Linked DNA regions of Homo sapiens: region 2 is linked to region 1. The links are chromatin loops, found by intact Hi-C in ENCODE. Cell type or tissue: heart right ventricle. All regions are shown on one strand. Each heading gives the region's core, and the rest is flanking DNA. Links, peaks and the distances in the headings are about the cores only.

What was found. A loop is a pair of places that touch in the nucleus more often than their neighbours do. Peaks named below come from ENCODE experiments on the same cell type or tissue, not always from the same donor. Only the 100,000 strongest peaks of a DNase experiment are listed, where the experiment ranks them.
Region 2: it touches region 1 in a loop (4-fold over the local background); 3 of 110 quality-filtered maps call a loop at or near these places.

The regions. Positions count from the first base shown.
Region 1 is chrX:151,672,907-151,688,762 of GRCh38, reverse strand. PASD1 (PAS domain containing repressor 1) reads right to left here. Exons shown (of 16, transcript NM_173493.3): 15 at 14,577-14,835; 16 at 12,024-12,766. The coding sequence ends at 12,620. Among named protein-coding and RNA genes, the nearest start is that of PRRG3, 15 kb to the left of the region's middle. RefSeq lists a silencer at 7,626-7,765. In heart right ventricle, for the core only: a CTCF peak has its summit at 7,679 (motif pointing right); a DNase peak (open chromatin) is centred at 7,715.
Region 2 is chrX:151,352,160-151,368,015 of GRCh38, reverse strand. No RefSeq gene overlaps it. Among named protein-coding and RNA genes, the nearest start is that of VMA21, 37 kb to the left of the region's middle. In heart right ventricle, for the core only: a CTCF peak has its summit at 7,575 (motif pointing right); no DNase peak of the experiment used is centred there.

The DNA of each region.
Region 1 (15,856 bases), core at 4,235-12,234:
CAGAGATGCCATCAGAGAGCCAGGGCCTGGACTCAGAAACTTTAGGAATCTACCTGGTGCTCTATTCTACTGTGGATGAGCTGGCACCCAAGCCACAAGACAAAGTCCTTCCCATTCTTGCCTCCTCTTTCCCCAAGCAGAGGTCATGCCTTCCCCACGGCTACCACCACCCAAGGCCCACGACAAGTACAGTCTGGCTACCACTGATGTTCCTTCAAGGCCCAAGGGCTGTTTAATCATCTGATGTTGAATACTGCCAGGCCTGGGACTCTCCCTTCAGGGCAGTGGGCTCCCCTCTGGCTCAGGGCAGGTCCAGAAATGCTGTCCAACAACTAAGGCCTGAAATTGGTAATCTCATGAGCCTCCTTGGTGCTCTACCCCACTGTGGCTGAGTTGGTACATAAGCTGCAAAACAAAGTCCCCTTTACTCTTCCCTCTCCTTTTCTCAAGCAAAAGTAGTCCCTCCTCATAGTCACCACAGCTGGGGATGTTCTGGGTCACACCTGCAGCCAGCATGGTACTGTGTTTTGCCAAAGTTCTGTGGTGACTGCTGCCTGGCTGTTGTTGATGTTTATTCAAGGACCAAGGGCTATTTAGTCAGAAGCTGTTGAATTCTGCCAGGACTGGGTCCTTCCTTTCAGGGCAGTGGGTTCCCTTCTAGCCCAGGGTGGGTCTAGAAATGTTGTCCAGGAGCTATGGCCCACAGGGGCTTCAGGACTCTGCTTGGTACTTTAATTTGCTGTGGCTGAGCTGGTATACCAGTTTCAAGACAAAGTCCTCTTTACTCTTCCCTCTCCTCCTGGAGCTGCAAGCTGTGCTGCCTGAGGTTAGTGGAGGGATGACATAAGCACTCCTTAGGCCACATCAGCTGGCATCTCACTAGGTCATGTGCACTCCAAGTTCACTGATTCTGGGCCTGGTTCAGCACCAGGCCTTGCCCAGGAATTGCAGTCCTTGTGGCCTAGACTGCCTTTCAAGTTTATTTAGAACCCCAGAGCATCTTAGCCCAGAGTAGTGGGGCTTGCCAGAACTCAGGTTCTAACTGTTGGGATGGGTTATTCCCCTCTGGCTAGGGCTGGTCTAAATGCTCCTTACATAGGTGCCAGCTGAGCTGTGCCTGGTGTTGCTTTCCACTTGACAAGGCAGCACTGAGTTTCAATGTAAAATCTCACAATCACTGCACTCTCCCTCCACCAGGTTCAGAGATTCTTTCTCCATGCCAGACTATTGGCCACTGCCAGGGGATGGGAGAGAAGTGGCATTGGTGACTCAAGACTGTCTTTCCTACCCTCTTCAGTGCCTCTTTCAGTGATATCAAGTTAAAACTAGGAACAGTAATTACTCACCTGATTTTTGGTTCTTATCAAACCAGGAACTGTGATTGCTCACCTGATTTTCAGTTATTATGAAGGTGCTTCTTTTGTGTGGACAGTTGTTCAATTCAGTGTTCCTGCAGAGAGGACGATCAGTAGAGTTTTCTATTTGGCCATCTTGCTTTGCCTCTGGATTGCAGTTTTAAACTAGTTGGTCAGGGAAGGACTCACTGAGAAGTAACATTCGAGAAGCATTTAAAGGAATAAGGGTGATAGCTGCGTAGATAACTGGGAGAAGAGTATTCTTGTAAAAGGAAATGGTATGTGCAAAGGCCCTGGGACAAAAGTGTGGTTGGCATGTATGAGGCACAAGGAGTGGAGGGAAAGATTTCACACAGGCCAGAGGCAAGGCTCAACCACAGTCTGAGTCCAGTCTTGGCGGAGTGCCTGATGATCCTCCCAGGAATGTCAGAAGATGGGAAGTCCTGTGAGGAGCTGCCACAAGACCCTTTTCCACTCTCCTTTCTATTATGCAAGGCTACCATGAGGCAATTCTTCACCCACTTCCCTGGTTCTAGTGAGGGATGGGACTTTCCACCTAGCCCCCTGCTTTGATCTGAATATTTATGTCCCTCAGAAAATTCATATGTTGAAACCTGATTAACAATGTGATGTGATAGTACTAAGAGGTGGGACTTTAAGGGATGATCAGGCCATGAAAACAGAGCCATCCGAAGACAGCCCTCACCAGACACTGAATCTGCTGGTGCCTTGATCTTGGGTTTTCCAGCCCCCAGAACTGTGAGCAATAAATTTCTGCTGTGTATAAGTTACCCAGTCTAAGGTGTTTTGTTATAGCAGCCCAAATGGACTAAGACACCTCCCTCCCTACCTTAGAGTATAGTTTTTAGTATGTGGTATTGGCTCCTTAGCAACAGAGCACCCACCTCTTGTGTTGCCCATAATCTGATCTTTGGTTTGGCACTGTCCTGTGGAACTAGGGACACAGGAATCTGACAGAAGCTCAGTGTGTCTACATCAAATATCACCATAAAAGAGTGGTAGGAGATTAGCTCAGATGATTCGCCCTTAAATTTTCCATAGCTGGCTCCCTCTTGCCTTTTAGCTTTTTGCTCTAATGTCACAACCTCAAAGAAGCCTTCCCAGATATACTCTGCAAATAGCTCATCCCCTTCTACATTGTATCTCAGCTCCTGTTTTCTTTCCTCCAGAGCATTTGCCCTCTGACATTTTTCTGATTCACTCCTATTTCCTTGTGATCGGTCTGTCTTTCCCACCAGATTATTGGTCTCATGAGGTCAGGGACATTTCTGTCTTGTACATTTCTGTAACCTCAGCTCCCTCCTGCCTTTCTCATATCATTCCACACCATGTAGCATAGGAATTATACATGTATCTTTTTGTTCTGATTCTAAAAATAATATGTTCTCATGGTGGCAATTTTGAAAATGACCACTCACAATTCCACCAGCCAGAGAAAGCCATTATTAAAATGTTTACATATCACCTTCTTATTTTTCACTCTACAAATTCAATTTTACATCATTTAGTTCATACACTGTAAAAAGTTTTTTAATTTCCTTTGTTTTTTTAATCTAATTATACAATTCATAAAATATACATTATAAAATATTCAGGCAAAACACAAATACATGAAATAGAAAGTTAAAATTCACCCATAATCCCCTGATCTGTTGAGAATCACTTTAGTACTTTCCTATTTATCCTTCTGTATGTTTTCTACCCTTCTGTATGTTTTCTTTCACGTACATTTTTTTTTCACACACACAAAGGAATTATGAACTGCCTTTTTGCCCTTAACAATATCTTGAGATCTCATGGGCATCTCTGTCAAGGCAGTACAGAGTATGGCTGAACTAATACTTCTTTACCTATTTCCTTTTTTTTTTTATTATTATTGTAGACAATGCTGTTATGGCCCTGCTTGTACATGCGTCTTGGACATTTGACCATTTTCTCCCTTTGCTTTCATGCTTTGGTTTTCTCCACTTCCAACACTTAAAATATTTGTTATTTTCACCTACCTTTTTATGTTTTCATTAGATAATGTGTAAATTTTTAATCCCTGTATGAAATTGAATTTGGCTTAAGATTTAAGCTAGGGATTAACTGTATTTTTCTAAGTGTTTATTCTGTTTGGGAACTGTTATTTCTCCACCACTGTTGGAGAGAAGGGGTAGCTTAGGAGACTTAATATCCATTAACCACCCTCTCAGTGTCTCTTTCATATGGACAATTAATATTTCCTCAGCCTTTAAGAATCTTCTCCCCTCCCTACTGACCAGAGAGCCACCATTCAGATGTGTCTTTAAAGCTATTTTGGAGCCACAATTCTTCCACACTGATGGAAGCACTAGTTTTACCAGGTGTTTCTTTTTTGTTGAAACCAGTGTAACTTTAGCACAACTTTTATTATCTAGTGGATCAATTACCTTCTCTCCTCTTGTCCCTAATCATTTCTGCTTCTTTCCCTCCAATTTTCTTGTTCATTTTTGCTTATTTATTCTGTTATCTAACCCCTAGAATAGTTTCATAAAGTTACAAAAGAAGAAATACCATTGATATCTTGGTTGCAATTGTATTAAATTTTTGGATTAAAATTGGGAAAACTGGTATCTTTACAATATAAATCTTTTCAATCAATCTCTTGGTGTTAATATTTTCATTTATCTTGTTTAATATTCCTAGGTAAGTTTTCTAGTTTTCTTCTTATAGATTAGATGCTGCACATTTTAAAATATTTTACGCATAGTTGTTTTATATATATATATTTGTTGCAATTGTGATTTCCATTACAGTTGCCAACTTGTTATTGCTAGTTTGTGAGAAAGATGCTGATTTTTGTAAAATTACCTGTATCCATCAGCTTTGCTTAAAAATGTTTCTTAGTTAAACATGTTTAGTTTTCTAAACGATGAGCATACAATTTGCAAATAACGATGAATGTGTCTCCTCCACCTCAGTATGTATGCTATTTGTTTCTTGACATAATCTTACTACAAGATCCTGTCCCTAGCTTTCAGGGCAATGCCTCTTGTGATTCGATTTACACCAACATTTACCATTGGTTATGATACACTGAATGCATCATATTGAGAAAGAATCATTTGATTCCTCTTTCACTACTATTTATCATTTTAATCAGAAATAGAAGTTAAATTTTATTAAATGACTTTTGTTTATTTGCAGTATTTTTAATGGATGTAAAGTATTCCATTTTATGGAGGTTTCAAAATTTATCTAAGAATTCCTCAGGTAATTGGAGGCTCATGCTGTTTCTACTGTTTATTACTGTAATTGATGCTGAAAATGAATATCTTTTTATAAATATTTACCCACTCTTAAAAGTAGAATTATAGATCTCTAGCAATAAAATTACGGGTTTAAAGAATATGAGCCTTTAAGAGGCTTTACTCTGTAGATCTGATTTGCTATACAACAAGGTTGTACCACATCCCAGTGCATAAAAGTGTTCATTTCACTTCACCCTTGCCAGCAGGAAATATCGCAATTTAATAGTCCTTGCAAAATTTATTAATATTTCATTATTTAGTTTGCATTTTTAGTCAAGCTTATATTCTCTCATGTTCATTCACCATTTTCCTTTTATTTTCTGTGCATTAACTGTGTGGCCTCATTTTTCTGTTGCAATCTTAGTGTTTTTAAATTAATTCTCATATGTTCTTTGCACATTATATAGCACATATTTATGCTTTGGTTTGCCTCTTATTGGTGCTAATATGTTTGACATGCAGAAGTTTACTATTTTAATGTAGATCAATCTATTGCTTTGTTTTTCCTTTGTGATTCTTTCCATTTCTTTTAAACGTAGAAAGCCCCATCCACCCATCCACCTATCCATACAGGGATCAGAAAGATAATTCACGCACTTCGTTTCTTAGTTTTCTTGTGGTTTTAGAGTTAGAGGAAACAGGAAATCCAGAGGCCCACAGGTGTGGCAGACCATCTAGCGAGGTGGGGTTTATAAGGTTTCCATAGCTCCTTGGCCTTTGCCATGGCTGCTTCCTCTCCCTGTAATGTGCACCCCGCTTCTCTACCTGGCAACATCCATTTAGAGTTGAGATCCGGTAGAAACCTGTGCTGACACTCCCCTTTCATCTAGGAATGGTCTTGTTGTCATGTTTTACCTCCACTCAACAAGCCATTACATGCTTCTATTAAAGCATCTTCATTTATTTCCTTCTTTTTTTTTCAATAGACATCTAATGACTGCCCACCTTGTTGCTTGAACTCAATCACTGTCCCCACTTTATGATACTTGTAGTTCAGAGGGGAGAGCAAAAGCCACACAGTCTACTCATTCAATCTGTTTCACTGCATGTATTCACTTACCTATTAGACACAACAACATATAAGTACAGATTAAGATGTTAAGATGTGCTGTGTTGTTAGGAGCACTTATGACAAGGAAGGGGATCTTACTTAAAACAAGGAAGGGGATCTTACTTAAAGTGATGTAGTAAGATTTGGACAAGAAACAAGATGCAAACCTATTAGAAATGCCCCACTATAAAAATGTATTATTACTTACAAATTATATGATTAGCTGCTTAGAAAGCTAAAGATGATTAACTAAGAACTGTGTTTAGCAAGACAGATGGAATCAAGCCAATTTTACAAAATTCAGCCCCTTTCCTACAAATCAACAATAACCAGTTAGGAAATAAGATGAGAAAAAAATCCATTTTTGGATCTCACAATTGCAACTTCCCCTTTGAAGAAGTGACAATTAAGCTGATACCTAAAGGGAAAGAGTCAGTCATGTGACGTGAGTTTGAGGCTCGATGTCCAGAAAGGGGGCCAGTGTGGCTGGGACGTAGTGAGCAAGGGTGGGGGTAGTAAGAGGAGATGGTTTGGAGAGGGGCCCTAGAGAACTTTTCAAGGGGTTGACCCTCTTTCTGATAATAATGTAATGCACTGGAGAGTTTTAAGCAAGAGAATGACATGATCAGCTTTATACTTTGTAAAGATCACTGTGATATTGTGTGGGGAATGCACATGTGACAGATGATCATGGGAGTTTTGGGGATGGGAAGCAATAGAGGGATTCCAGATGGATTTTGGAGGCACAGCCAACAAAATGTGGACATTAATTGGATATTTGGAGTCGAACAAAAAGATGTAGTTAAGGATGATCCCAGTAGTATTAGTTTGCTAGGGCCACCTAAGAAAGTACCACAAACTAGGTGGCTGCATTAGTCAGCTTAAGCTGCCACATCCAGGTACCATAGACTAGGTGATGTAAACAACAAGCATCCATTTTTCTCACAGTTCTGGTGGCTAAAAGTCTACCATCAAGGTGCCTGCAAATTTGGTTCTTGGTGAGGGCTCTCTTCCTGGCTTGCAGATGGCTGCCTTCTTGCTGTGTCCTCATATGGCCTTTCCTCTGTGCATGTGTGGAGAGAGAGAGAGAGAGAGACTTCTTAAAAGGACACAAGCTGAACTTGTTGGGTATACTGGGAAGACAAGATGAGGAGACAATACATGCAGACAAGTGCCTTGAACACAGGCAGAGAAATGTGACACTTACTGGAGAGGGATGTGGGAGTCAAGGATTGGTTTTTTGTAAAGACAGAAAATATCGCAAGTTTCTATGGTGATGGGACTGGTCAAGTAGAAAGGGGGATTCATTGATGGTGGAGGGAGGGGCAAGTGGCATGGGATGGGATCCAGAACACAAATGAAGACATCAGCCTTAGAAAGGAGAAGGGATACTTCTGCCATTTTAGCTTGCAGAAAGCTGAGTTCAGTCAGAGGAAAGCATACGAAGGATTAGTGATGGGAGGATGAGGGAATTTCTATTCCATATCTTGTAACATCTAAATTGAGTATTAACAAAGAAAGCAAGAGGGAAATGGAAAGACATGGGGAGTTTGAGGAAAGGGCGAATCACCATTCTGAGAACCGGACTGGAAAGACACCAAACACGGAAGTCCTGAGCAGCGAGATGTGCCTTGGTGAGGCTGAAGATCATGAGCCTACAGCGGTACACAATCTGCCAATGTGTGTGATTTTCTCTAGAAGCACGGAGGTGCATAAGTGCAGACACACAGAGGGCATAGTTGAGTTCATCCAAGGGTGGGAATTTGTCAGTCAATTGTGACAGAAGCAAAAAAGAGAAAGAAGATGATTATATGATGGATCATGGCCTTGGGGTGCTTGAGGAGAATAGAGAAGGAAGATTCATCAGAAAGTTGACCAAGGGCTGGACTGAAACCTTGAGAACAGAATTCTGTATGGCTTAGGGCCTGACCTGGAATAGGTAGTCAGAAAATGTTAACCGAATTGGTCACAAGGGAGGACCCTGGAAAGCTGCAATACTGTGACCATGCACCAGGGGGCAAGAGATGACAAGAAATGAGTTTGACCACACCCAACCTAGGGCTTGAGGGCTGTGTGTCCTGAGCGCCACTGGCCTACCTGACTGCTCCTAGGGCTTTGGGGTGCATGATGCTGCCTACCTGAGCTGGAGCCTGCTGTATCTACCACCAAATTGGTGGCGGTGGGGTGTGTGGGGCAAGGACAGATGAAACCATGAATCTAAGACACAGATAAAGGAACTTCCTTCGTTTCCACCCATCCTGTGCTCTTGTCCATGTCTAGGCGCTGGGCAATGCCCCAGCCCTCGGCAACCCCAGGAAGCTGACTCTGAGTGTTATAGGGGCACCCTGAGATATGGTACCAAGAATCACAATCTATGTGCTGGCCCTGAAGAGCCATCGAACATCTTTCCCAAGGCTGGTACCATAGGTTATAGTCTTAGGGGCTGGCCCTAACCTAGAGGGTTCCTAGAGCTAAGAGCCCTGAGCCTGGAAAAAGTGTCCGTGCCTAAGGAGGAGCATGGGAAGGCTCTGGTGGAGAGAACCCTTGACCACCAGATCTCCCCTGATGCCTCCTGTAAGCCCAGCCCATGCTGAGCCTGGGAACAGAAGAGAATAGAGACTGGACAGTCATCTGTTCATTTATTTACTTCCTCATTAATTCACACTTTCATGTTCCCTTCCCCGTGTTAGTGGAAGAAACAGACAATTATGTCTAAGGTGATAGATGGAAGAAAGGGAGGATTCAGGCAGAGTCTGCGTGTTAGCTTGGGTGACTCAGAGGATGGAGGTGCCTATCCAAAAGAGGAGGCAGTGCAGGAGTTAAAGGAGGGGAACAGTGTGCTGATAAAGACCAGAAGAGAAGACGCAACTGGCCTGAGAAGAGAGAGGGGGAGGTGAATGCAATAAGGGTGGAGATGCACTCTGTGGTATGGCCATCTTCCAGGAACCCACGTTGTCTCTTCATCAGAGCTGAGATGGAGAACATAAGGCTCAGAATGGCAGGGAGACAGGCTGACATTTGTTCTCTCACTCATTCATTGGTTCCTTGATCCAGGAGGGCCTCTGGATTCTAGTCTCACTCTCAAGCAAGTGTCTTATCTTTGTCCCTATGTTCCAGTGAGTCAGCAGAGACAGGGAGCGGTAAAGTGATTTGCCCAGAGTTTCACAGTAGGTGGGTAGCAGGTAGAAGCCTAAACATTCAATGCCTTGCCTCTATTGGCACCATATCCCACATGGAAACTGGTGGGCACTGCCTACTGACAAGTGAGGGGAACAATAAAAGAGCAGCACTGAACTCAGTTCAAGACCCCCATCTTGAGTCTTCTGCTGTCCCATTACCCCTTTCGCAAGCAGTCCTAGGTTGCCTTTCCTAGCAGACAGCATGTCCAAGGTTTGGGGTGTAAATGGCCTCAAGAGCATGGCTCTTACCTAGAGCCCTGAGCCTCTTTCTGTGCTGAAGTCCGCCCCACTCCTAGTCAGCCAAATTTCCAGCCCCTCTCCTAACTACTTTGCCCACATGGTAGAACTGGAAATAGATTGCACAAACACTTGACTGCACCATTCTAAATACTGCAATTTGTCTGTCCTGTCTGCCGACCTTTGCCTCTCTGTAATTGACATGTTTTGATTCTGCAGGGTTGTGGGTTTTGTTTCATCAACAAGGTGACCAGGTGGTTAATTAGCCTTTGACCTTTGGGGTCAGGGCCTCCATCTGGGCAGGAAACATCCATGGCTCCAGGAGTTTTGGGCCTCTTGGCATTTAATTGTCACCGTCAATTCCCCCTACACTTCCCCACAGCCCCCATCTCCCTGCAGTGGTCCTGACTTCCGTGTGCCACAAAGAGATTTGCAGAGGCTAACTGGAGCCACCACTAGGGATGCTCACCAACTTGTGTGCAGTGCTTTGCACTTCATGACTTACACCCTGCTGTCTCATCTACCAAGTTCCCTTGTGCCCCCAGACCCACAGGAAAGTTGTAGTCCCAGGGCCAGAACTGCACCCCCACTGCAGGGCATGCCCGCAGGTCTGACAGTCCCTCATCGAGGAGCTCCTCCCTGAGGAAGAGCTGCAAGGTTTCTGGTTAATGTTCAGAAGCTTAAGAAGGGCTCTACCTAAATAATGAGCACTGGAGGAAGGCTTTCCTGGGGCCTGGGAGCTGCGAACATTCATAGAGGAAACGCTTACCTGCAAGGTACTGTGTTACGGGGGCATCCAAGATCTGTCCCAATCTCTGCCCACTGTAGCTCAGTCTAGAAGGGCAATGACATGTGTACTCCAAGTGAGGTAGAGGCGGGGGTAGGGGTACATGGAGCAGGGCTCCTTCCCAGCCAGGCTTTGCATGGTGGTGGGCAAGGGTTGAAAATATAGAGCTGGGAGGCAAGGGCATAAGATAATACGGAATAGTGACAAATGTAGAAGGGCAAAAAGGCCCAGGACTTCTATGAAACCCAAGGGCTCGGGGGACTGGGGGCAGAGTGCATGACTGGAGGAGATAAATGCAGCTGCAGAGGAAGGGCGAGGCCAGGCCAGGTGGAGAATCTGGATTCTATTTGATAGGCGATGGAGAAGCACTCGATGCTGTCTTCCCTACCCATTAAAATAAACCAAACAAAAATCCCAATTATTTAATATCCCCTAGGGAATATTTAATTTGGTCCTAGCTGTAAACCAGAGTCTTCGTTAAGGTTGATGTGGCCCATTTTAAGAGATGCAGGTGAAGTTTACTGCAGTCTCCATTGAGGCTAGAGACGCATTCCAAGGCCTTGGAGGACCAGCTCCCTCCTTTCACCTCATAGGCAGTTTGGCCTGAAGCTGCAGTTCCCAGTTCCCACGTCTGCCCGGCCCACTTCCTGTCACTCCAGCCCTTCTTCCCCAACCTTTCCTTCCCGGTGATTTTGGCAGAGATGAACAAAAGTCATACCCAAGAACATTCTATAGCTACCTTCCTTTTCATTGTCTCCAAAATACGCGTCAAAACACACTAAAGACACCACAGTGGGCATCAGCCCATGCTGTGGTGTGTGCTGCAAACATGGACTGGAGCTGGTAGTTTTAATAACTCTTCCTTCTTTATTAGAAAATGTGCTTGGGAATAGGAACATTTATGAATGTTTGATGTGTTTAGAAAACATGAATATTCAGCTTTAAGTCTGTGCATGCAATGTTCTATTATGTACATACAGACTGAGCGCTGCTCAGTGAGGACTGCTGTACTGCCCACCTGGGAATGAACTGATGTGGAGGTCGCGGTGGCTGTTTCTGGAAGCTCTGCCATGTGTGGTGGCTTGATCTGGAAACCCAAGATCAAGTCTTTGGCAAGGTAGGTTCTGTCCTGGAGCCTCTTCCCTTGGTTTGCAGGCAGCCACAATCTTGCTGTGTGCTCACAGGACCTCTTGTGTGTGTGTGTGTGTGCGTGCGTACGTGTGTGCGTGCATGCGCCCATGTGCACGTGAAGGGGCTTCCTGGTGTTTCTTCTTTTAAGGGCACTAATCCCGTCATGACAGTCTCACCCTAGTGACCTCATCTAACCTTAATCACCCCTGTCAAAGGCATCATCTTCCAACACTCCGACACTGGGCAGTTACAGCTTCAATATATGAATTTGGGGTGGGGCACAAACATTCAGTCCATAAAACCATGGTAGAGATCACGCTTCCTAAAGAATCTCTGGCTTCTCCTGTGATGTGAGGCCTAATGTGCCTCCTTTATTTTAACTTGCCACTAGAGACTGGGGTCTCCTTTGCTTTCTCCAACCAATGGCTCATTACCTTAAGAAAGGCACACAATGACCTCTGGTTTGGCTATCCGAACCTCTCTCTGCACCATGCAGACAACTGTGAAGATGTCCTTCTTGGTGCTTGACTTGTAACCAAAATTATTTTCCCTCTAGGGGGTACTCCTATCTATTAAAAAGTCTACTGATGGGAGAGAAAGAACCCACATGTAAAAGGTATGGGTACACTGCCCTTTAGTGTTCAGGCTTACTTCTGAAGTAATATGTGAGGCACAAACACCATCCACCCTGAGAAGGTAGCCCCTAGGCCAACTGTTTCAGAGTTCAGTGGGCCTGTGGCTGCCCTTGGTGTCAATGAAGGAGCCAGCATGCCTGAGCTACACGAAAAAAAGCTACACAGCGGGCCTGGGCACACGGCCATGTGGGAAGGCAGCAGTCGCTGGCCTCTGCAAATGTGGCATGGAGCTGAGGTGTGAACAAGAGACTGAGGGGAGCAGGGTCTACAAAAGGGGCCTAACTGTAGGGAACCAACCCTTCACCAGGGACCTTGGCACAGTCAGGTTCCAAACGTCACTCATCAATTCACAAAGTTGCAGTGAACGAAAATGTTTATTAAGCAAGGAAGCCATAATTATTTTAGCTCTGAAGTGCCTCCATTGAGTTGATTTCAGGTTCCCTTAGTTGGAGTCCCATTCTCTCTGGGCTTCTCCAACAAGACTATGGAGGGGAGGCAGGTTGATCATCAGGGTCAAGACCTCGGAATTCTTGTGGCTAAGACAAAACAACCCTCTAGATTTACTAGATTGAAAAGCACTTTGGCATTTTTTTTTCTTTATTCTTTATGTTGAAAACTTTGAGCAGACTCTTGGCAGGCCACCTTCCTGTGGTAGAACATGGATATGCAAAGCTGGGCGGGGCAGACAAGACATCAGATCCAGCTGTGGCTGGCTGCTGTCACACCCTAGCATACTACGGATCACAGGCTGCCTCTACAGCATAACTTCCAAGAAACAGGCTGTGCTTAACAAACAATTACAAACATAACCTATCAGGAAACAAATAAGTCTCTACCCACTAAACCCTACCCCAAGGGACTTTACGCACCTTGAAGGTCCCCTGGCCATGCAGACCTCATTGGCCTGCCCCCTCCCCCCATTTCCCCTCATCACTGGTCATGAAAGTACTGTTAGCACGGCTTATTTGAGTCACGTTGCTCTGCAGGCATCAATCTGGTCTGCTCCGCAGATCTCATCTGGTCTGGCTGGTATGCAGCAGGGCCTTGGAAAGCCTGTGGATCAGGAGGTCCCTCGACTCCTACCTCAGAAACTTGCACCTGCCAGGAAAAAGTGAAACAAGGTGGAATGTTTGCTAGAGTCTGTGGGCCCATTTTTTGGTGGTAGGAGGAATCCTTTAGTTCAAATACACAAGCTGCTGAGAAATACTTCTTTGGAACATGAGCCTGCAAGGTGATGGGAGACGGAGGAGCTACAGAAGATAAGGTTCCTCTCCTCTTCTCTCTCCCAGCAGCATCTTAGCTTAAAGAGCAGCAGAAGCAGACCTGGGCTTTCTCAAAGTTGTCTTAAGGCTCCTGGGTCTGTGTCTGGCCCTCTCTTGTCCAGCTTCTCTGCCAGCCATGGCCGGCCAAGGCCACTAGCCTTGGGTCTTGGGCTCAGTCATTTCCATGCTGACTGATTTGCAGCTACTTGGCCCACTTTAACAAAGTGACAGGAGACGTACCAACCCACACTGGGGTGTGGAGGAGGGAGAAGGAATAGATACAAAGATGGTGTTACAAAGTATGGGCTGAGGGGGTGTTTTCTGGTTAAGGAGGAGGGATTCCTTGGGTTATGTTGCAAAGTGATGCAAGGTTTCAAGGACTGGAACCCAAGGGGGCGGAGAAGACACAGGGAGCAAAAGGAGCAGGGCTGGGCTCTGGACAGACAGCTGGAGGTGTCTGGGGACCTGCAGGCAGAAAGGTGCCAGAAGGCAGTAGGGATAAGCCAGGGCAGGCAGTGAGGGCTGGGAAGCTAAGAAGAGGAGCTCGGGTTTCATCCTGAGGATAGCAGGGAGCCCCTGAGGTTTTGTGGACAGGAAAGCTCCGACTTGGTCCTGCCCTGCTTTCTCCCAGCTGAGCAACCTTTCAGAATCTGACCTTTCCCACTTCCCTGGGCAACGTGCTCAGCCTTGTGCTGGCTTGGTCTCTCAGGACCCCCTCTAGGAGGGAAAGTGCCTCAAAAATAGGCGTGAAAGATGTTCTCAACAAAGTCTGGCTTGGTAATGGAACCATAGGAACCATAGGACCTATTGCCCACTCTGATCTCTCCGTGTGAGCAGTCCCTCTAAGTGACCAAGTTTCTAGCAGTACTGGTGGCACAGTTAGTCAAGGGGTATATGTGAAAATAATCATACATTTGCTTGCCTCAAGTATTTAAACTCCTTTCTGCCTTAGCTTACTGTTTGTTCTGGTTATTTTGGTTTGGTTTTGTTGTTTGAAAAAAAAAAGGTTAGGCTATAATAAGATTTTTAAAGCTAGAGTGAAAACACCTTTTGTAAGTTCCATTCATTAGTGAAATTGTGTGTGGGGGGCCTGCGGGGAGCAAAACCTGCTACGTAACTGCCATCTGGACCAGCTTCCATCCTGGAAACATGGCCACTGCAGATAATCCACAAGGTAGGCCTGCCCTTCCAAATACGGGGTACCCCATAGATGGATACCAAGCACATTCAACAGAGGGGCCCTAAGTTTATTTTTAGTACAAGGAAACATACCTACACTAGGTCTTAGATTTTGTAGCAGAACTAAAGATCCATAAGTCTGAAAGGAGGCTTGGGACCAGACGATGAGCTCAGATTAAAAACATGGCATGGCTCACTTTGCCCATGTAACATAGTTTTGAGAGAAGTTTCAGTCAGATTGCGTCTAAGGTTCACTAGGCCAGCTCACTTTTTTGAGGAACCCTGTAGAGAATATTTTTACTCAGCAATGAGTGCTACCATCATGTGACTAACTGCCGTCAAATGTACTGAGCTTTGAAGTCTGGCTCTCACACACAGCATGCACTTGGGGTGTGTGCCTTATGTGGAAGGGGCCCAGAATCCCTCTTGACCTGCGCTGGAAGGAAAAGGAGGGGGCTGTCCCATACCTGATGGTAGGTGGGTTGGCCGTGCAGGGTGCCCTGCTCATCGCAAGACCAAGTGTTCACTTGGACAACAGGACCGAGTGAATCAGACAACTCTTGCCAAAGCCGGATGTAATCCTGTGGGGTCTCCAGGGTGCTTATGGTTGAGTCTGAAGTTATGGGAAACTGAGGAATGCTGGAAGAAGAAATTGCCTCAGAGTTTGAGGTATCTATCAATGGCAGCTGGTTCACGGGGGGCCCTTGATACGCCTCAGGATAAAAACTGTAAGAGAAGAAAGCTGTTGCAGTGATGTGGATCTGGACATGATAACTGATGAGACACTCACGTGGTCATCAGTAGGTGCTTCAGGCACATTTGGTTTTGGTGGCTACACCACAGGATTCACTTGTTTGTATTCTCACTTTGGCCTGACTAAGATTCAACTTGTCAAAGTAATGTGAATGTAGACACTGAGAGAAATTACAATCCCTTGTCTCACCTGGTTTTATTTATATTACTTGGACAGTCTTGTTCCTGCTACAACTATGCTCTCTGTGGCCTTGGAAAGTCATTTCACCTACTTTGAAAGCACTCAGGGAGCTAATGGCTGAGCAGAGACTGTAAGGCAGATTTCCAAACTCCAAATCCAGTGCTCTCTCCACAACCCTAAGCCTGGAAGTCTTGTGATCAATACAGATTTTTGAACCCCATCCCAGACTCTGAATCTATACTTTCCAAACCCTCCTCAGGTGGATTCTGATGATCAGGTCAAGTGGACAATATGGCCCTAAAGCAGTCTTCATGTCAAAGTCACTGATTCGAAAGCAAGGCCCAGAAGGAAGTCCAGAGAGCTTTAGGAGGCCCGTCTCAGAAAGCTAACATTCATTCAAAACTATTTAGTGGGCCCCAACTATGTGCTAAGCAATCCTTTCATTGCTGAGAAGAACCTTATCTTTCTAGCATTTGGAACTGAAGACCTTATTATTGAGCAGAAATGTGTTCATGTCCCTATATTGCCACTCAGGACTTAGCCTTCATGTGTTCTTGGCTGATCTTAGCAATCTAGCAGTTGTTTCACACTCACTTCCCTCTTACTGTTCATAAATGCCAGGGAGATACCTGCACTTGGCCTACTGCCATCACCAGATTCCAGGAAAGTTGGGGAATGAAACTGGAAGCCCAGAAGTCTTTCAGCTATGGGCACAAGACTTGTCCATAGACACCCTGTGCAAGAGACTGGGCTTGGGGAATCCAGCCAAGTGATTTCAAGGTTTGTGGGCTAATTCCCTAGCATTGAGGCTTC
Region 2 (15,856 bases), core at 3,430-11,429, 320 kb after region 1:
AGAAACTCACTCAAAACTGCACAACTACATGGAAACTGAACAACCTGCTCCTGAATGACTACAGGTTAAATAACGAAATGAAGGCAGAAATAAAGATGTTCTTTGAAACCAATGAGAGCAAAGACACAACATACCAGAATCTCTGGGACATATTTAAAGCAGTGTGTAGACGGAAATTTATAGCACTAAATGCCCACAAGAGAAAGCAGGAAAGATCTAAAATTGACACCCTAACATCACAATTAAAAGAACTAGAGAAGTAAGAGCAAACACATTCAAAAGCTAGCAGAAGGCAAGAAATAACTAAGATCAGAGCTGAACTGAAGGAGATAGAGAAACAAAAAACCCTTCAAAAAATCAATGAATCCAGGAGCTGGTTTTTTGAAAGGATCAACAAAATTGATAGACCGCTAGCAAGACTAATAAGGAAGAAAAGAGAGAAGAATCAAATAGACGCATTAAAAAATGATAAAGGGGATATCACCACTGATCCCACGGAAATACAAACTACCATCAGAGAATACTATAAACACCTCTATGCAAATAAACTAGAAAATCTAGAAGAAATGGATACATTCCTTGACACATACACCCTCCCAAGACTAAACCAGGAAGAAGTTGAATCCCTGAATAGACCAATAACAGGAGCTGAAATTGAGGCAATAATTAATAGCCTACCAACCAAAAAAAGTCGAGGACAAGATGGATTCACAGCCGAATTCTACCAGAGGTACAAGGAGGAGCTGGTACCATTCCTTCTGAAACTATTCCAATCGATAGAAAAAGAGGGAATCCTCCCTAACTCATTTTAAGAGGCCAGCATCATCCTGATACCAAAGCCTGGCAGAGACACAACAAAAAAAGAGAATTTTAGACCAATATCCCTGATGAACATTGATGCAAAAATCCTCAATAAAATACTGGCAAACTGAATCCAGCAGCACATCAAAAAGCTTATCCACCATGATCAAGTTGGCTTCATCCCTGGGATGTAAGGCTGGTTCAACATACGCAAATCAAAAAATGTAAACCGTCATATAAACAGAACCAAAACAAAAACCACGTGATTATCTCAATAGATGCAGAAAAGGCCTTCGACAAAATTCAACAGCATTTCATGCTAAAAACTCTCAATAAACTAGGTATTGATGAGATGTATCTCAAAATAATAAGAGCTATTTATGACAAACCCACAGCCAATATCATACTGAATGGGCAAAAACTGGAAGCATTCCCTTTGAAAACTGGCACAAGACAGGGATGCTCTCTCTCACCACTCCTATTGTCCTTTATGTTCTATAGTTTAACTGCCATCTCCTTAAAAAGAAATTCACTATGGACAGCTTCCTTTGAAGGCATTTTTCTTTAGTGAAATCTTGGGGCCAACAGTTCAAGCTTTCTTTCTCGGCCTCTTTCTTTTTCCAAAGGGGCCTCTTCTTTTATCTGGGATTTATGTCTGGCATATTTCCCATGTAAATAAAGTGGCTTTGCTATTATAAAATAGGAAGGTATCCCACTCGCAGAGACCACCTGAGTGATGTATAACAGGGCACAGAATCGTAGGGTGTCACTTTTCCAACAATCTGCACTTCCTATAGCAGATGCACAGCCCGGGCTACGTGAGGACCTCTCCACAAGAGAGGCAATTGCAAATGGGGGGAAATGAACTGAGTCTGGCTATTTATTTTCTGGGTGGAGCCATCACAGGAAGACAGGCAGTCCCCAAGCCTCCACTTTTGGCTGCTAAGAGTTATCTACAACTATTTCAACAAGATAAATGATTGCATGGGAGTCTGACTTGGCAGAAAGCAAAATAATAGGATACTGCTTGTTTGTTTTGGAACTTGGTGTCTCAAACCTTGGGCACATTGGATGGTAACACCTATTTGATGTAGCAATTTACTATCAGCAGACTCTTCTGGGTGCCTTACAGACATGACCCACCCATTTAATCTGAGTTTTCCTAATTGCTGAAATTGGAGTGCCTACCCTGCCCACTGGGCAAAAAGACTCCATGTAATTGCAGGAGAACCCCGGACACCCACAATGGTGGGGAGCTCTCCCTTCATTGAAGATGCACTTGTAACTCCTTTGCGGGGAGCTTTCCTCTTCTTCAGCTCATATCCACAGAATTAACTCCGAGAATTAAGTAGGACCTGAGTGATAAAGATAAAGTGCTCAAGGCTTCAATGTTACACTTGGTGCCAAAGTTAAACCACAAATCTCTTTATGACAAAGTATGTGGTAACCAAGATGAAACCTGGCCCTGGAGGCTGCAGTGGAAAGGATGCAAGACAAACTTCTGGCATAAAGATGATAGCTGCACACCTTGCTCTAAATCCACAAATGTGAGAGAACAAAAAGAAAAGTACATATATACACACAAAGGTATGCTGGAAGTAAGAAGAGAAACTCTCAGTGGACCTGAAACTGTGAAAAATAACTGAAATACAAAAATATAGAAAACAGACAGGAGCAAGAGAGATGTGGGGAAATTCTGCCAAGAAAAGTGGTGGATTGAGTACTTTTCTTCCTCTAGCTTTTATGTTTACTGTCCAAGTTTTGCATAATTAGTATGTGTATGTTTTATGATGAAAAAATAAGTTTTATTCCTGAAATAGGCTTCGGGAAAGGAAAGGGAAGGGAAGGAAGGGAAGGGAAAGGGGAAGGGGAAGGAGAAGGGGAAGGAAAGGAAAAGAGCAAATCAGAAGTCAGACTTGCTGGGTACTAGGCCAGATTGCCCCAGACTCCCTGCTAGGCTTGACCTTAGCCCTGCCTGTCTTGGGGCCTCCATTTTCTCATCTGTAAAAGAAGGCAGGCAAACTGGACCATCTTTAGAGTAAGGTCTTACTCAGAGTTCAGATCACCTGGGTGTGGGAGGAGGGAGTTATGGGGAGGTTTTGTCCTGTGTCTGAGCAAGAGATTAGAAGGTGGTTTGAAAATACTTAAGAGTAAATTTAACCAAGGGGGTGAAAAGTTTTTTATACTGAAAACTATAAGACATTGATGAAAGAAATTGAGGAAAACACAAATAAGTGGAAAGATAGCCCATGTTCATGAGTTGAAAGAATTAATATTGTTAGACTGTCCATACTACCCAAAGTGATCCACAGATTCAATGCAATCTCTATCAAAATCCTAACAGCATTTTTCACAGACTAGAAAAAGCAATTCTAAAATCCCTATGGAACCACAAAAAAAACCTGAATAGGCAAAGCAATCCTGGGAAAGATGAACAAAGCTGGAGGCACCACACTCCCTAATTTCAAAGTATACTAAAAGCTATAGAAATCAAAACAGCATGGTCCTGGCACAAAAACAGACATAGACTATTCATGAATTGAGAGCCCAGAAATAAATCCACCCATAGACAGTCAACTAGTATTTGACAAGAGTGCCAAGAATACACAATGAGGAAAGGATAGTCTCGTCAATAAATGGTGTTGAAAAAACTGAATGTCCACATGCAGAGAAAAAAACTGGACCACGATTTACATCACTCACAAAACTGAATTCAAAATGGATTAAAGACCTCAATGTAAGACCTGACACTATAAAATTCCCAGAATAAAACATAAGAGAAAAGCTCTTTCACACTGGTCTTGCCAGTGATTTTTTTTTTTTTTTGGATATGACATCAAAAGCACAAACAACAAAAGCAAAAATAGACAAGTGGGAGTACATTAAGCTGAAAAGCTTCTGCACAGCAAAGGGAACAACAAAATGTACAGGCAACCTATGGAATGGGAGAAAATATTTGCAAACCATATATCTGATAATGGATTAATATCCAAAATATATATGGAACACATACAACTCAATAGCAAAAATAAATACTCTCATAAATAATCTGATTTTAAAATGAGTTAAAAAAAACTTGAATAGATATTTTTCCAAAGAAGACTTACACATGCCCCATAGGTGCATGAAAAGGTGCTCAACATCAGTAATCATAAGGAAAATGCAAATCAAAGCTAAAATGAAATATCACCTCATACGTGTTACGATGATATTCTCAAAAAGACAAGAGATAATAAGTGTTGTCAAGGATGTGGAGAAAAGGGAACCCTTCTGCACTGTTGGTCGGAATGTAAATTGGTACAGCCACTATGGAAAATAGTATCGAAGTTTCTTAAATTAAAAATAGAATCATATGATCGAACACTTCTACTTCTGGGTATAGATCCAAAGGAATGAATTCAGTACCTCAAAGAGATATCTGCACTCCCATGTTTGTTTCAGCATTATTCACAGTAGCCAAGGAGGGAAAAAACAAAATTTCTGTCGACAGAAGAATGGATTTAAAAAAATGTGAAACACACACATACACACACCATACACACACACAGAGAGAATATTGTTCAGACATTAAAAAAGGAAATCCTGTTATTTGGAACAATATGGATGAAACTTGACCGCGTTATGCTAAGTGCAATAAGTCAGACAGAGAAATATAACTATTGTGTAATCTCACTCATATGTGGAATCTAAAAAAGCCAGATTCATAGAAACTGAGAGTAGAATGGTGGTGATGGGGGCTGGCTGGTGGGGGAATTGAACAGATGTTGGTCAAAGGGTACAAACTTTCAGTTTGAAGGTGGATTAACTTCTGGGGATCTAATGTACATCTTGGTGACTATAGTTACTAATATTATATTATATACTTGAAATTTGATTAGAGAATAGATCTTTTTTTTTTTTTTTTTTTTTTGAAATGGAGTCTTGCTCTGTCGCCCGGGCTGAAGTGCAGTGGCGCAATCTCGGCTCACTGCAACCTCTGCCTCCCGGATTCAAGTGATTCTCCTGCCTCAGCCTCCTGAGTAGCTGAGATTACAGGCACGCACCACTACGCCTGGCTAATTTTTGTAATTTTAGTAGAGACGGGGTTTCACCATGTTGGTCAGGCTGGTCTCGAACTCTGACCTCGTGATCCACTCGCCTCAGCCTCCCAAAGTGCTGGGATTACAGGCGCGAGCCACCATGCCTGGCCAGAGAATGGATCTTAAAAGTTCTCACCACACACACACACACACACACACACACACACACACACACACACACACACAAAATGTGAGGTAATGGGTGCGTTAACCACTTTTATTGTAGTAATCATTTTACAATATATATGTATATCAAATCATCATGTTGTACATCTTAAATTTATACAATTTTAGTTGGCGATTACACTCAATAAAGCTGGAAAAATGGAAAAAACAAAGAATAAATACAAATGGTTAATAAATATAGGTGAAAAGCAAAAGAAAGAAGTGGTTTGTTTCACTTCCATAATTGTTGTTATGATTGATTTTGCTTCTAAGTTTTACTGTTTTCTTGTGTAAATGTCATTAGAGTCCCAGATAGAACTTCTGCTCTGACATGGCCTCCTCTCCAAGCCTGGTGACCTGGACTGGAAAAGCCCGTCAGAAGTCCCAAGATCCCCGGGATTTTTTTGTTTAATCATGGAGCAAGTGAGACTTTTTCTGCATCTCATCAAACCCTGACAGCTTTCTAGAATCAAATCTATCTCCCAAGTAGAAAAAGCCCCAAATCCACATGAAAGTGAAGGTGAACAAACAATATCATTTCACTCTCTTCCTTCTTTTCTCCCTCTTTCTTTTTTTGTTTTTTCCAACAAAACATTTTTTTATATTTTCATTACACAAATGGTACGTATCAATGTAGATAAATCAGAAAGTAAAGATTTGAATATATCTGTACAAGGTAATAATATGCAGCTGTTGAAAAGCATATTTTTTTAAAAAACATAAGGCAGATCTATGTGTATTGACATAGAAAGATGTTCATGACATACTATTTAGTGAAAAAAGCAGGTTACAGCACAGTGTATACAGTGTGATCCTATTTATATTAAAATATACACATGCATATATGTTTATATGTGCATACAAATGTCTGGAAAATATATATACCAACCTGTTCACAATGGTCCTCTCTGGGGAATGGGGTGGTCAGAGGGAAAGCCTCTATATACTTTTGTTGGGTTTGAATTTTTACGACAAGCCTGTATTATTCTTATAATTAAAAAAAAATTCTAAGAAAGTAAAAGAAAAAGTAAAGGCAAGAAAAGAGCCAGTATGGATATTTCTATGTTGAAATAAAAATATCAATAAGCCAAAAAAAGTAAAAAAGGCAATGCATAATCTCTATTCCCTCTCAAGGCAATCATTGTTAATATTGTGCTGCATGACTCAATCTGTTTTTATCCATGTAATATATACATCATTTTTATTTACATAAAATAAATTATATTATACATACAATTTTCTTGTAACTTGTGTTTCTCACCTAGTGATATCTCATGAACACCTTTCCAAGTTGATGAGAAGACACCTATCTTATTATTTTAAATAAATGTATATTTACTTAGGTTGTTTCCTTTTTATACCCTTATTAAAAACAAGACTACTGCAAACATCCCTGACCAGTTATATCTTTCCACACATTGTGTCTTTAGGATAAGTTTTTTAAAGTGACACTGCTGAGCACAGAGATGTGCAATATTTGTTAAGGCTTTTACTCCATGACACCAAGTTGCCTTCCAGAAAAGCCTTGCCACCGCTCCCTCCCATAGCCGTGTGTCGGCAGGCCTGATCTCTGCTTTATCTGTCCCCTCCATGAGTTAGTTCTCGTTGAAATTTTTGTTCATTTGGTAGTTGAAAACAATATAATCTCTGTGTGGTTTTAATTAGCATTCCCTTGATTACTACTAAGGCCGAACATTTCTTAATGTTCCTAGTAATCTGTTTGTCTTTTCATGAATTGCTTGTTCATGCATTTTTCCTATCTTCCCACTGGAGCGTTTGTCTTTTTCCTATTGATTTGTAAAAGCTCCCTATATATTAAGGATATTAGTCACTGTCTTTCAGATGTGTGGTCATTTTCCAAGTACATTATTTTGGCTTTTAAGTTTATCAATAGTTTTTTTTTTTAATGCACAAAAGATTTTAAATTTTGAGTCAAATTTATCAGTCTTTTTCCTTTATAGTTTCTGTGCTTGGTATTATATTTGGAATATCCTCCCCACTCCAAGCCTATACAAATAGGTACCAATATTTTCTTCTAGTATGACATTGCACTCTTCAATCCACCAGGATGTAATTTGAGGGCATGGTGCAAGGTGGAAGTTTCAATGTCCTTTTTAGAAATGGCTAGCTAGCTGTCCCAACAATCTCACTGATGGTCCCTTCACTTCGGTTCTGTTGGGAATGCTATCTTTATCTCATCTACTGAACAACTCTTGCACTGGGGTATGTTGCAGGACTTGCTCTCCTGTTTCTGCCATTTGGTTAAGACTAGAGGTTTGGAGGCAGCTCTTGGGTTTCTCCAGAGCTGTGAGTCACACTGGCCCTAAGTGTGTGCACTAGGGGTGGAGAGGTAGCTACAGGAGACAGGCTCCGAGGGGGTTGAATGTACAGCCATACATCCAGAAATGAACTTCTCCAAATGTAGCTCACCCTGGTACCAAACCTCCAAAGTGCTAGCCATTGCCCAGCTAGCCCCCAAAGCCCGCAGAGACAAAAACTCTCTCCTCTGGCTGGCGCTGGAAGCCTCTAGGTGGCACTGCGGAGCCGTTCTGTGCCGCCTGGAGGGCACAGGCTGGGATACGCTCCGGGGCTCTTTGGGCACCCTGGTCGTCGTGGGGCTCCAGGAACCTGGGCAATGGGATGCAGGGAGAGGTTGCTGGTGGTGAGGACACCAGCTTGGTTTCGCCGCAGTCCTTGGCACGGAACTACACGCCGCCTTCTTTAAAAGGGCAGGTGTGGCTGAGGCTCCACGGACAAGGCCATCATGAAGGAGTCACAGCCGAGGCTCTTTATAAATCACCCCAACAGCAGCAGGAAGGACAGTTCGCTGGCTAGTTCGCCTGCCAGCTGACCTTGAGAACTAGGCCAGACAGGCGAAGGGCGGGGCGCCGGAAAGGGCTGGGATTGGTAAGGACACTCAGCAGATGCTCTTTCAGGTGCTCAAGGCAGTGCCTCTGTCTTCACAATTTGTGTTAGATAAGGTCTTTCACAGCCAGGACCGCCTGGGGGTAAGGCAGCTCCAAGCAAAATCATCTCCATTTTCTACATGTCTAAGGAGAGACCTTGGTACACAGCTCAAGAACAGTTTGTTCAACGAACAAGTGGGAAAAACTCTTGTAGGAACTTAAGCAAGTTTCTGTCCCTCTCTGATACTGTCTTTTCTTACCGGACAACTATAAAGTCATGCCAAATATGAGGATTTAAAAACAGGATTGTGCTGTGAGTGCATCCAACTGAGGCTCAGGGAAAAGCATTCCAGTTGGGAAGATCTAGCATGTTCTCAGGAGTGTATCCAGGCACAGGTTTCAGTGTGGCTGGCAGTCTAGGGTGCATGTTAGCAAGGGGTGGGAAGCAGGCTAGGAGAAGAAGGCGGGAGTCTGATCCATGCTGGATGCAGGGTTCAGGGGCTTGCTCCGCCTTCAGGTCCCAGTAAGGGCTGACAGCAGGAAAGAGCAGATTAGTCCTCTCTTTGCAAAATGCTTTGAAAGGTTGCCTCTGGCTGCAGCAGGGAAAGTGTGTTGGGAGGCGGGAGGTGCAGGGGTAAGAGCAGCTGGAGGCTGTTGCTGCCCTCCAGGCAGGAGATGAAGGTAGCTCTCCTTGGACTTGAGATATACTTTGGAGGTAGCCCTAGGATTTATTGATTGATAGAATTTGTAGGGTAAGGAAAAGAGAAGCATTAAGGATGGAATCTAGATTTTGTCCCAAATGTGGCAATCTCTCTCTCTCTCTCTCTCTCTCTCTCTCTCTCTCTCTGTCTCCATATAAGTATATGTGTAAAATAGTAAAATACGTATATTTTAATGTGAAAGAATAAATCAAAAAGTAACAAAAATGTGCTGCCTGTAGGTGAAGAGAAAGAGAGAATAGAGAATGGGGAGAGGAAACAGAGATGGAAGCTAAATTTCTTTTGTTTTATACTTTGGAACTTACAGCCATTTAATATTTCATACAATTTAAAAACAAAATCAAATCAAAGAGAAAAAAACAATCCCATAAAGCTGAAAACAAATTCAAATAAATGAATCTTTCTGTATATCAAGTTGATGGCATAATCATACAAAACAGAATAATTTGAAGACTTTTGAAACATAGTGTTTTGACTGTATATCCCTGGTGGAATATATATTGAAGACAAACAGAAAGAAATGTTAAATTACATTTAGTTTTTTGTTAGTAGTTATGATGGTATTGTTATTTCAGCACACATAATATTAGAATAAAACAAATGATATATATGTTAATGCCATTAGGAAAAATGATTTTCAGCATAAGAGAAAAATGATATCCATTACAGATAAAAGATATTAAGTAAAATGCACTATAGTCTTTTTCATTAATTGAAATTTTCAGTATGAACTCCTTAGTTTTTGCTCTCCAAAAGGTGTAATTTTTCTAGCTCTGTCCACTGAAAAGACAAAGATATAATGCAAGCCAGTAATAAAGAACATTCCTAATGCCCAGCTAGTGGTCTTTAAATACTATTTCTCATTGAAACACGCCAGAGCTCCTTGAAAATGGTTTATTCCAGGTCTCTGGAAGAAAATATGCAAGATGAGCTGAAGATCTATTGTGCTGCCTAAAATTACCAAATATTACTAGAGTCAAGGCTAAATGACATAGGAGGAAATTTACTGATAAAGCCAGAATTCCTTTTTGCAGACAGACCTTTTTTGCTGAGAACAACTAGAATAGCTAAACAAGATTTGGGGGGAAAAAATACATTTGAAGACAGTAGGGAGCTACCAATGCAGCAAGGACTAAAGAGACCAAGATGCCAGAAAAGAAGGGAGACAGAGAGGTGAGCCTGACATTTGACACAACTTTTCTACTAAAAGCTTTTGCCAATTCCAAGCAGTGGCTAAGAGGCCAGGGGGCTGAGTAGATTTCCACAGTCTTTTGAGGTTGGAGGGACGAACATTGGCAATTAGGGCCCACCAAGGAGCAGATCTTGTAAACAGGTTTTAGGTTGGGATCCCTTAAAGGGCTACAACTAGGATTAGGAGTGAAGAAGAAAGTTACTAATTCTTGCAAAGATTGAAGCCCAGCCTTGAATAAGCTCACGATTTCCTTAGATTTAGGTGATCTGCTCCTACCCTTATTACCTGTGAGAAGGCAGAGTAAATTCTCTTCAAGAAGACATCGTCTGGCTCCTCAGATTATCTTTTGATATATGCATAAACAAAGTCTAGTATTTAATTAAAAATTATCAAGCATACCAGGAAACAAAATCACATGTCCCAAAACCAAGAGAAAAAAATAAATGATAAAATCTTATCCATACAAGATACAGCTTTTAGACTTGTCAGACATGGGCTTTAAAATAACTATGATTAGTAGGTTCCAGAAATCACATGGCTAATTAAAGATTATCAGGAGAGAACTAGGAGTCATATAGAAAAATTAAATGGAAATTCCAGTACTGAAAGATAAAGTAACTGAAAAAACTGTTTGATATATGAGTTTAGCAGCAGATTAGACATAGCTGAAGGAAGGTCAATAAGCTGGAAGATAAGTTAAAAGAAAAAAATCATACCGAAACATGGGCAAGAAGAGGCTGAAAAGTACAGAGAGGTGTATAAAAGACACATGGGCGACAGTTAAAAGTTATGTATATTGGCTTATGTCAGGTGGATAGCCTGCATTCACTCACCTCTTAATTAATTGTGGGAAATTCCTTGAAGAATTCAAGACTCTCCTTCCTATGTACTGTCTTAAGGGAAATTGTCGTCAATGAACTCCTATGATAATTCCGTCATTCCATGGTGTAAGAGGATTGCAGTCTGCATGCACGGAATTAAAATTGGAAGCAAGTATTGACATCAAGTGGAAATAATAATCTTGAAAGAAAAGAAGAAAGAAGGAAGGAAGGAAGAAAGGAAGGGACGGAGGGAAGAGGGAATGAGAAATAAAAGAAAAAAGAGAGGAAGGGACAAAGGAGAAAGGGAGAAAAGAAGGAAGAGAAGCTGGGAGGAAGGGAGGGTGGGAGAAAATGGGAGGAAGGGAGGGTGGGAGAAAATGGGAGGAAGGGAGGAAATAAGCAAACCCATCTGCTGCAGTACAGCATCTACCAGCTGGAACACAAGACACAGGCACTTTTTTTTTTTCATAAGTTCTGGGATACATGTGCAGACTGTGCAGGTTTGTTACATCGGTATACATGTGCCATGGTGGTTTGCTGCACCTGACAACCCGTCATATAAGTTTTAAGCCCCACATACATAAGGTATTTGTCCTAATGCTCTCCCTCCCCTTGCCTCCCATCCCCCGACAGGCCCCAGTGTGTGTTGTTCCCCTCCCTGTGTCCAAGTGTTTTCATTGTTCAACTCCCACTTATGGGTGAGAACATGTGGTGTTTGGTTTTCTGTTCCTGTGTTAGTTTGCTGAGGATGATGGCTTCCAGCTTCATCCATGTCCCTGCAAAGGACACGATCTCATTCTTTTTTATGACTGCATAGTATTCCATGGAGTATATGTACCCCATTTTCTTTATCCAGTCTATCATTGATGGGGATTTGGGTCGGTTCCGTGTCTTTGCTATTGTAAATAGTGCTGCAATAAACATATGTGTGCATGTGTCTTTATAGTAGAATGATTTATATTCCTTTGGGTATATACCCAGTAATGGGATTGCCAGGTCAAATGGTATTTGTGGTTCTAGGTCCAACATAGGCACATTTTAAGATTTGTACTGTCACCAGGCATAACTATACAGCTGCTGGGAACTTGAAACCCTGCAAAATATTTCTAAATATAGAACCACAGAATGACAGAGCTAGAGGGGATATACCCACTTTACAGATGGAAAACTTGTGGCACAGCTCTCCAGTTGTTCTGATCAGATAGTTAGATTTTTCCCCTGAACAGCATCCTGGGCAGAAGGCCAGAAACATGTCCAGAGGATTGATGAGTAGTTGGGGAGCCTGGGCCTCAAGGAACAGTTAATCCTAAAGGCGGTACCCAATCTTCTAATTTCCTGCTCCTGAGGGATAAACTGCCTTTCTGGCCCCCACTTGCTTCCATCTTTAGCCAAATAAAAGGGACACAATCAAGCACATAACATTAAAAAGGAAAGACCCGAGAAGTGAGATCCCAAAGGATTTAAGGCCTAAGCCACACAAGAATACCTCCATTTGTCTAATTGCTCTCAGAAGCCCTGTTTCAATTTGTGTCTGGACCTGAAGAAAACTAACTATTAATCACTGTACAGGTGGCCCTGTTTAGAAGAGGCATGTCTTCTTTGCTGCCTAGGAGAATAGTTTAAAGATTTTCACAAATGAATAATTGCTCATTAGAAACTAATGCATTCACACAACTGTGCAGTCTTAGGTAACAAAAAGTCATGCTTTTTGAATGTTCAGTTGCTTGAGTCCTCTCCTAAAAATCTTATGTGGTTATCCAGCCTGGGCTTGAATTCTTCAAGGGAGCTTGCCACCCCCTGGAGTAGCTAACCAAGGTAACTGTAGCCTCTGGGGATTATTGGTATGAAGAGGTGCAGGGGGAGGATTGGAGTCATGTGTTCATCCAACAGTGAAAGGTCAGTTTTTTCTCTTTTTTCTTTTTCTCTTGGGAGAAATGCCATGGACTTTCTTGGTCTCTGCATCTTATTTGTATGTGTAACAGCAATGTACCCCCAAAGCATTGCCAGTCTGTGTCACCAACCAGCCGATCAGCAATCAGTTCCAGGCTGGTCTCAAGTCAGTTCTTTCTATGGCACATAGAAGAGGCATGTCTTCTTTGCTGCCTAGGAGAATAATTAAAAGATTTTCACAAATGAATAATTGCTCGTTAGAAACTAATACATTCACATAACTGTGCAGTCTTAGGTAACAAAAAGTCGTGCTTTGTGAAATAATAGATGGTATGATTGAATTCAAACAGTTGATAGATACTTACAACTGGCTTATACATGTATTCTTAGGATCAAAGGCTTGCCATTTATTGTGCCTGAAACCATAACTGTCACCATAAAAGATTATGCAGCTTTGGCACTTATTTAGCAAGTGGTACATAATTGTGGTTACTACTCAGATTGTCCATTCTTCACTTTAGAGATGAGGTTGTTCCATTGAAATAGAACCTGGTATCCATGTTTAGTTCTTCTAAAATGGGGTCCTCACATTAGTAAGGATTATTGAATGCTGTTAGTGGATGGTATTGCACAGTCATTCAATCATTTTATGGGCCCTGATGATAATCCAGGGCATTCAGAGACTCTCAACGGAGGCAAGATCTTTCTATTTTCACTTTGATACCATTAGACCAGGGAAGGAGGTGATGACAGTGTGGCTCATGTTTGAACATGAAGCATCCCATGGGGTCCTTAGACTGTGAACCTTAGTGGCGAGGAACTAGTTCATTTCAGTCTGACCCCAGACATCCCAGCAGCAGTGTATGATTTTCTGCAGCTTTCAGACATCCAGATATGGAAAAACACATCAGGAGCCAGGTATTTGCTAAGGGGTGAAATAGAACATTAAGAAGGAAGATTTGAAGATACATAATCAAACCTGGCTCTCCACTGTATACCCTGAAGCTTTCCTGCCTCCATGCACTTGTCCTTCACTTGAATGATTTCCCTCTCCTTTTACCAAGTTTAAGTTAAAATCAATCACCCTTATTTGAAGGATCAACTCATATGTCGCTCCCTCCAGTGAGATTTCCTCTAGTGACTGACAACTCCTGGAGGAGCGTTCAGTTTTGGACACATGGGGTTGAGGTGCTTAAGAAACATATGAGTTAAGATGAGCAAAAGACAGCGGGGTATGTGGATCTGGGTTCTCAGGAGAGAGGTTTAGATTAAAAACAAATATCTAAAAATCACCAGCATATAGGTGGCAATTGAAACCATGAGAGTAGATGAGAGAGGTTGCCCAAGGAGAGTATGTAGACCAAGAAGAGGACTATGTGTCATGTAAAAGTTGAATTCATAGTGCAGAAAAGGTCTGTTCCTTATCTCAGGACAATGTGAGAATTGAGTAAGTAAAAACTCAGACAGCTACACCTAAAATCTTGGATGATTCTAATAATGATAACACTAGCTTGTGTATACTATGTATTAGGCACTCTGCTAAGAATGTTTCATGTATATCTCAGCAAAATTCTCCACCTACTGCCTAAGGCAGATACTAACATCCCCATTTGGTGGATGAGGAAATTGAGTCACAAAGAGGTCAAGTAACTTACCCAAGGTCACACGGCCAGCAAAGGATGGAGATAAAATTTGAACCCAGTTCTGTGGAATTTCAAAGTCCATCCCTTGACAACTGTGACATACATGCCAGTTGCCTATTGCCATGTTAAATATATTATTATTGCATCTGACCTGGGCAAGCCTCTGTCACTGGAGTCCACCTCAGGGGTAAGACAATGACAATAAACTAAGAAATCTATAGGTGCTACCTGATGGATGAGTAACAGAGCAAGAAGTTCCATACATTCTAAGCCCTGTAACTAAGTTTCAACTACCCTGAGAGTCACTTCCAGGCTCCCCTAACCCCCTCTCACACATGGACCACTATAGAAAGATGACTCTCAGTCTCTCTTGATTTCCACAGTTTAGCTGACTTCTATGTACAGGCCAGAGTGAGTAGGTGACAACAGGAGATAAAGCGAAGAAGATTGTTGCACTGAAGTGAACCACAGAGACTTTCTCAAATTGAGTACAATTTTCCATGTCTTCAAATCTTTGCTGAATTATGGAAAATGCAACTCAATATCAAAAAGGGAAAGTTGAAATATTTTTTGGGTTATGGACTTCTCATATCCCTCCAGTAGGAATGAACTTCTGCTTTCCCTGGGTTCCCAAGGCACACTGCTTTTATCTCCATTGATGGCTCTTCTCACAGTCTACCAGGGATTCCAGTTATTTGAGTCCTTGGTGGTCTCCCTTAATAGATTATGAACCCCAAGATGGCAGAACTCTGTCTTATTCACCTTGGTAGCTCCCACAGAAGCTATCACTGTGCCCCTCACATGGTGTGGTGAGTGAAAGAAGCACTAAGGAATGTTGAAGTAAGGCAAAATGTTGATGGCTATAGTGCTTGCTGTTCCTCAGAGGAGTCTATGGAAGGTTGTCCTGATTTGTGGGGACCCAAGCCATCATCTCTTCCTTACCCTTACTCTGCTCTCCACAAGCTCCTTCTGCTTTCCCCATTCACAGCATTACTGTATCATATCATCATTGTCTATTTACTTGTTTGCTTATCCTATGGGCTAAGAGCAAATTAAGGGTAAGGGCCTTGTCTGATTCACCTCTGTGCCCTTAGCACCTGGAATATAGTGCCTAATGAGTGTATAATGGATGAATGAACCAAAGGAAGGAAGGAGGGAAGGATGGAAGCAAAGAAGAAAACAGAAGCAGGGAGTGAGGAAAGGAAAGAAAGATGAAAAGAAGGAAAAAAGGATGACCTGAGAATTATAAATCTCTTGAATTGGCAGAAGAGTAGTACCCATCCTTCCCCCCTAAACAGGGAAGCTAAGAAAAAAAAAACTAATGTGGGTGGGAAGAGGGGGAAGTGGTCACTTTTTCTGTAAGATGAAATACTTCTGACTTTTGTAAGAAATTAAAAGAATGCCAGTTTACAAGTAGAAATGACTGTGATCCCTTGATTATACAACAGGAAAATAATACAGCATGGATTGCTGTCCATTTACATGGGATTCAAATTTGTCCAGTTTAAAAACTCCAATTTGACAAGAGGTTTTCACCCACTCAGTCTACATGGAATTGATGTAGAGTGTGTGGTGGGGTGTCAGCCATCACTATTCTAAAACTTAATGCTACTTAACATCAAGTCAAAATTGCTGCTTTT